Regions from separate parts of the Homo sapiens genome. Here region 1 is linked to region 2. A link is a loop called in an ENCODE intact Hi-C map of the cell type or tissue named here. Cell type or tissue: PC-3. All regions are shown on one strand. Each heading gives the region's core, and the rest is flanking DNA. Links, peaks and the distances in the headings are about the cores only.

Region 1 (2,930 bases), core at 96-2,595, 1.7 Mb after region 2:
CATTGAGACATAAATATCCAAGAGGATTCAGAGATATTAGCTGGCTTCAGAAAAGTGGTCACTTAATTCCAATACAGTCCCAAATTGCTGGGATCTCCCAGTGTTGTTTATACTTGAGTAAAAAACAAGGCTCTTTTCTTCCCTTCCTTAGGGGACCTTGGTTAGCCAAAGTCAAGAATGAGCTGTCAACAGTTTCCCAAAGGAAAACAATGTGAGGGTAAAGTGTGTACTGTCTGAGCGACTGTGGAAAAGAGTGGTAGGGGATGCCACTGAAGAAAGCTCCTAAATACTTGTTCCTATAGTGTCATAAACTAAGTGAGAGCTTTCTCACTTAACTGTTCATATAGTATTTGTTCATTGTACTAGGATGTTAAGGCCCTTGCACAGCACTGAATATTATAGATGATTCTAAAGGCAGATTTTCTCAAGTTACATTTGTAATTTTCATTAAGTAGAATGTAACATCCTTTGAATTTGAGTTCTGTAACTCTTGTATATTAAAGAAAAAATATATGGTTAAAGCAAGAAACTAACAACAACAAAAACCAAGTTGATTTATAATGTTAATCACATCATTGGAGGGATATACTTTTCTTATCTTTTGTATAAATTAAGGGGCCCTTTTTAACTGAGATTCAGTTTTCCTGGGGGCTCTACTTAAACCCTAATGGTAAATTATTATATAGGTAAGGGAGAACTTTTCTTTTATTTCTGCTTTGTATTTCAGAATCAAGAAATACTCTATTTCACCAGAGGAATCCTTGCAAATACATTTTACTCCACTATGCAAAATCCTGTGGAACCAGTTTTTTATACATATTTTTAGCTGAAAGATCAAGGAAATGTGTCACAGTTGGGGACCTGTATCATAATTATCTCTGTAGGTTCTACAGCATCCAGCATGATGTCCAAAGTAGCGAGATTGGTCAGTAAATGCTTTTAAATGAACTCAAATCTTAAAATTTCAATTAATATTTTTCTTACATATAATGTATATTAAAAATAAGACATCTTCTGATGTCTCTACAGTTATAAACCTTAATTTAGATGCTTCCCATGGACCACTGCTTCTAATGCAACAAAGTAAGAATAAACACTGGAGTGGAAGGGACAATGTGTTAGTATTCTTGAAAAAGAGCCTAGTTGTATAACATTTGTTAAGGAAAACAAGCAAACCTGTATTTTTTGAGAAGAAAGAACAGAATTTTCATGTTATATTAACCACTAGAGGGAACCACATGAATAGAATAGATATTGACATTGCAAAGGAAAGCTAATTAAAAGATTTTTATTAGCATGTTAGAATTCAAAGAAAATCAATTTTATAGTTAAAGTAAAAACCCAATTCATGCAAAATCTAACAAAGATGCCTTCAAACAACTAGTGTGTTAGAGGGAGGCAGTGGGAGAATAATTGGGTTGATTTTTAAAACCAGTAACATTATTACAATGGTAGATCTCATATATGCATTAAGAAACAATAAAAGTAAGTTAGGGTGATGTAGCACTTCTTCTTTGAAAGAGATCGAGTTCCTTCCAGAGAGAGTGGAAACTTACCACTTCCGTAAGTCTATTTAAGAAAAATTATTAGAGGCTAGAAGACATACTATTACTAATTTCTATATAACTCAAGCTACATCTTAAATTAGTTTTAATTAAAATAAACTTCAGTTTAGGGTCAAAATAAACTTTTATGTTTTAGAATTCTTAATTCTTTATGCTCTGTAACTTAAAATGTAATGTTAGGAGCTACAACAAGCCTGCTGGAGTCTAGAGTGACTCAGATTGCCTTAGTCTAAATAAAGAGCACTAATTACAAAGGAAGCCAGAATACAGGTTTTAAAAAGCTGACCCTTCAAAAGCAGCATTGGTCTCTTGTTCTCTTTATCTTTGCTACATTTTCCCCTAGTTATTTCTATAGTTCTTATACTTTCATTATCTGTCTCAACAATAAATGTCTTTTGCTCTGAGTAAAACACCCTACTGAAAGTACAGCATCCAGTAGTATTTCACACCGGTTACACTAGACCCAATTCACTTTAGTCATCATTTAATTTAATTTACCACTTTTTACTTTGTTCTTTATTGATGCTCTAGATCTAATGACTATCAATCTTGTATTTTCTTCTTGGTTTCTCCTGATAGGAAAATGCCAAAGCAATTGGGGAAAAAAATACTGTTTTCTCTGAAATGAAGACTCCTCAAGATCCTGTTGCTGGAATGAGTATTGGACTCTTCGGTCTACTTCTACAGTCACCAGTACATCTGGCATACACTATGATGCCCAACAGTAGGAAGATGAAAGAAATGTAGATGTTGGCATTTCTAAAAGAGATGTTGTATCTTTTTTCCTACTTAATAGACTATTAGGCTATAAATCTCAATCTTGGCCAGCAAATGTGTTTGCCAGCTTTTCTTTATTCTTTTTAATTTTTTTGAGGATCAGCATGGAAAAACAATTTGCGCAAGGCTCAAGAAGATGAGATGGTCTTATAAACAGTAATTGAAATATGTATATTTTTTAAAAGTCTGTTTCAAATTTCAAACCTTATTTTAAAAACTATGTGAAAGCCTCTTGTGAAACTCAACTGAAGTAGGCATGGCTGAGTCCAGAGGAGCAGTGTGGAGGATTAGAAAAATAAACAGGCAGGAGTCAGACAGTCCTGGATTCAAATCCCACTTCTAGGCCTTAGAGAAATAATATAATAGTAGGGGATAATAATATTCACCCTGAAGAGTGCTGTAGGGATCATCAATATTTCATATAAAGCATGTCATATGGGCAGTGCTCAATGAATGGCAATGCTTTTGCCCAGGTATAGAACTTCTTAGTATAAAAGTTTTGTCTTTCAGAAAATTAACAAAGATATTCAGGACCGGAATTCAGCTCTGGATCAAGTAGACCTGATAGATATCTACAGAACTTTCTAT
Region 2 (2,930 bases), core at 103-2,602:
TGATTTTTCCATGAAAAAATAATCCTTCCACATCTTTTTCTATATAATCTCTATTTATTCCAGCATAGAAAGCAGTTCACAAATGTGAGTTCCAAAATATATTTTGGACAATGGCAGTATACTGCACAATAATGTATTTTATCAAATAATAAGTGAATCTGGTGCATTTGTATAATAGTTTTGAAATCTCGGCCAGGCGTGGTGGCTCATGCTTGTAATCCCAGCACTTTGGTAGGCCGAGGCGGGCGGATCACGAGGTCAGGAGATCGAGACCATCCTGGTTAATATGGTGAAACCCCGTCTCCACTAAAAAAATTTTAAAAAATTAGCTGGGCGTGATGGCGGGCACCTGTAGTCCCAGCTACTCGGGAGGCTGAGGTAGGAGAATGGCGTGAACCTGGGAGGCGGAGCTTGCAGTGAGCCGAGATCACGCCACTGCACTCCAGCCTGGGCAACAAAGTACTTCAAACCTTTAAAATATTACCTCAGGTATGCCAATAACGTCTCAAAAAAAAAAAAAAAAAGTTTTGAAATCTCTAGGAGAGGAAACAAGTGTCCTTCTTCTTGTAATTCTACAATAATAGGCCCTGTGCAGAACCAGGCAGAGCTAAGTGATTCAACACATCACCATCCTCACACTTTCAGGTAACGTGGACTCATCTTTTCATTTTGTGTGTTCTCTTTCAACTGAAGAATCTTTATGTGCACCCTTTAGATCAGAGGTGTGAAACATTGGGTGTATCTTGAGTCACCTATAAAAACTATAAAACTGTAAGTTCCCATACCTATACTCAAGAATTCTGATTTAATGCTCTTTGCTGACACCTAGACATTGTATTATTATTATTAATATCCCTTGCAGTTCTAATATGGAGTTAGGGTTGAGAACACACTTAAAATCATGGCTGTTGAGAGCTGAAAAGCCTCTGTTTAATTTTTCATGTGATAGAAAAGAGAAGAGATAATCTTGAGAGATGTGCTTCAGGCTTACACAAATTTTATGGACATTTATATAAACCACATAATTTCTTGAGATCTATTTACATATGTATATTGTACAATATAGACATGTCCTTATATACTTGGGTGTCTATCTTATACTCCATATTTACATAGGAATGAATATTTTATTCGAATTTGGTTTAAAATAATATATTCAAAACAAAGTACTTCAAACCTTTAAAATATTATCTTAGGTATGCCAACACCTTGAGTAAGAAATACTTACGCATGACCACTAGGCGGTGCAAGTGATCCATGGTTGTAAATGGTGTAATTCAGAATTAACGTCAAATTGGCAATTATATATACATATATATACTGAAATCATTTGCTATCAGCCAATTTTTTAAAAAGAAATAAATGCTATGATTTATAGTGATAGTAATAGAAACTGCTTTCTATGCCATCTAAGCAATTTTTGCATGCCCACAACACAGTAAGGAGTTCTCTTCCTTTGAAAATATTTTTCTCTAGAGAGGTCACTTGAGTTTTCCAATTGGTTATTTTTACAGTGCAGATTAGTTAAATGGAAAGATTAAATGTTTCCAATGTCTAATTTTAAAACTATGTCTGATGCATAGTTTATTTTCTATAAAAAGTTTTATCAGAACAAAAATAACATTTATTGTTCTTATTAGTGTGAATGAGTCTGAACAGATTTAATTCTTCATTTGTTTCCTTACTTATAAAACTCAAGTTTAGAATGTGCTCAAGGTTGACAAATATTAAAATGAAATTGTGGTAGCTTTCAGAACTTGAGGAGATACATATTTTACTTAGTTTAGATTTTAAATAGTTAATTATTCTCCAAAACTTCCATTTCTTTGTAATGAAAGAGTATTCTAAAATACAAATATGGAAGTCATCTATAGTATTTAATCCAATAAACATTATGAATATCTTTTATTTTCAGGCAGAAAGTGTTGGGACTTCATGAATAAAGAAGAAATGTCCCTTATTCTCAAGGGACATGCAATTTAGTGAATTTAAAAATGTTACAATAGTGCAGATTAGGAGAGTTATCATTCCCTCTCCCCTGCACCCTGTCCCTGGTGTAGTCTTGTTATGCCTCAGGATTAAACACGTTCCCACGTGGCAAGAGTCAAAGTATCCCTCCTGTTGAACAATAGAATTCCCATGTGGCACGATGAGCTTATATGCCAAGCATGAATTCTGTCTTCCAATATTAATACTTAAGCGATATTTTTGACTTTATTGTGAAAGACAACTATGAAGGAAGCAGAGAGAAGCCTACAAACTAAACCAGAAAACTGTTTTTTAGTATTCTAAAAACCTATTTTTTTTCTTACTCAGGAACAATTTCCTAGCACTCTTTTTCTCCAGTGGCTCAGCCTGCTGGTGTCAGACTGAATTCCTCATCCACTGCTTTTTTTTCTCTCTTTTTTTTTTTTTTTTTTGAGACAGAATCTCACTCTGTTGCCCAGGCTGGAGTGTAGTGGCATGATCTTGGTTCGCTGCAAGCTCTGCCTCCTGGGTTCAAGCGATTCTCCTGCCTCAGCATCCCAAGTAGCTGAGACTACAAGCGCCCGCCACCATGCCCGGCTAATTTTTGTATTTTTAGTAGAGATGGGGTTTCACTATATTGGCTAGGCTGGTCTTGAACTCCTGACCTCAGGTGATCCACCAGCCTCGGCCTCCCAAAGTGGTAGGATTACAGGCGTGAGCAACCACGCCCAGCCTGCTTTCCTGTTGAAGACCTTCAAAGATCTCTCTGAGATTTCAAAGCCCTCCAGAATGTACTCCTTTTATGGTAACATTTATCTCCACTCCACACCTGTCCATTTATTATCATGTACAAATTTATATGCATTTTGATGTATGGGAACCTGGGCTGGATTCACTCATGATTTATGCATCAGGAAGTTAAAATGGCTTAAAGTCGTCAGAGATGAGGCTGAATATAGTTA

Evidence for each region. Peaks named below come from ENCODE experiments on the same cell type or tissue, not always from the same donor. Only the 100,000 strongest peaks of a DNase experiment are listed, where the experiment ranks them.
Region 1: a loop joins it to region 2, with 4 times the contacts of the local background. A loop is called at or near these places in 2 of 110 quality-filtered maps.

What each region holds. Positions count from the first base shown.
Region 1 is chr2:214,959,666-214,962,595 of GRCh38, forward strand. The region is part of intron 39 of ABCA12 (ATP binding cassette subfamily A member 12); the gene reads right to left. It overlaps SNHG31 (small nucleolar RNA host gene 31), which reads left to right. Exons shown (of 4, transcript NR_110292.1): 4 at 2,145-2,930. Among named protein-coding and RNA genes, the nearest start is that of SNORA70I, 110 kb to the left of the region's middle. In PC-3, for the core only: CTCF peaks have their summits at 1,234 (motif pointing right) and 1,436; no DNase peak of the experiment used is centred there.
Region 2 is chr2:213,245,634-213,248,563 of GRCh38, forward strand. No RefSeq gene overlaps it. Among named protein-coding and RNA genes, the nearest start is that of SPAG16-DT, 37 kb to the right of the region's middle. In PC-3, for the core only: a CTCF peak has its summit at 1,241 (motif pointing right); no DNase peak of the experiment used is centred there.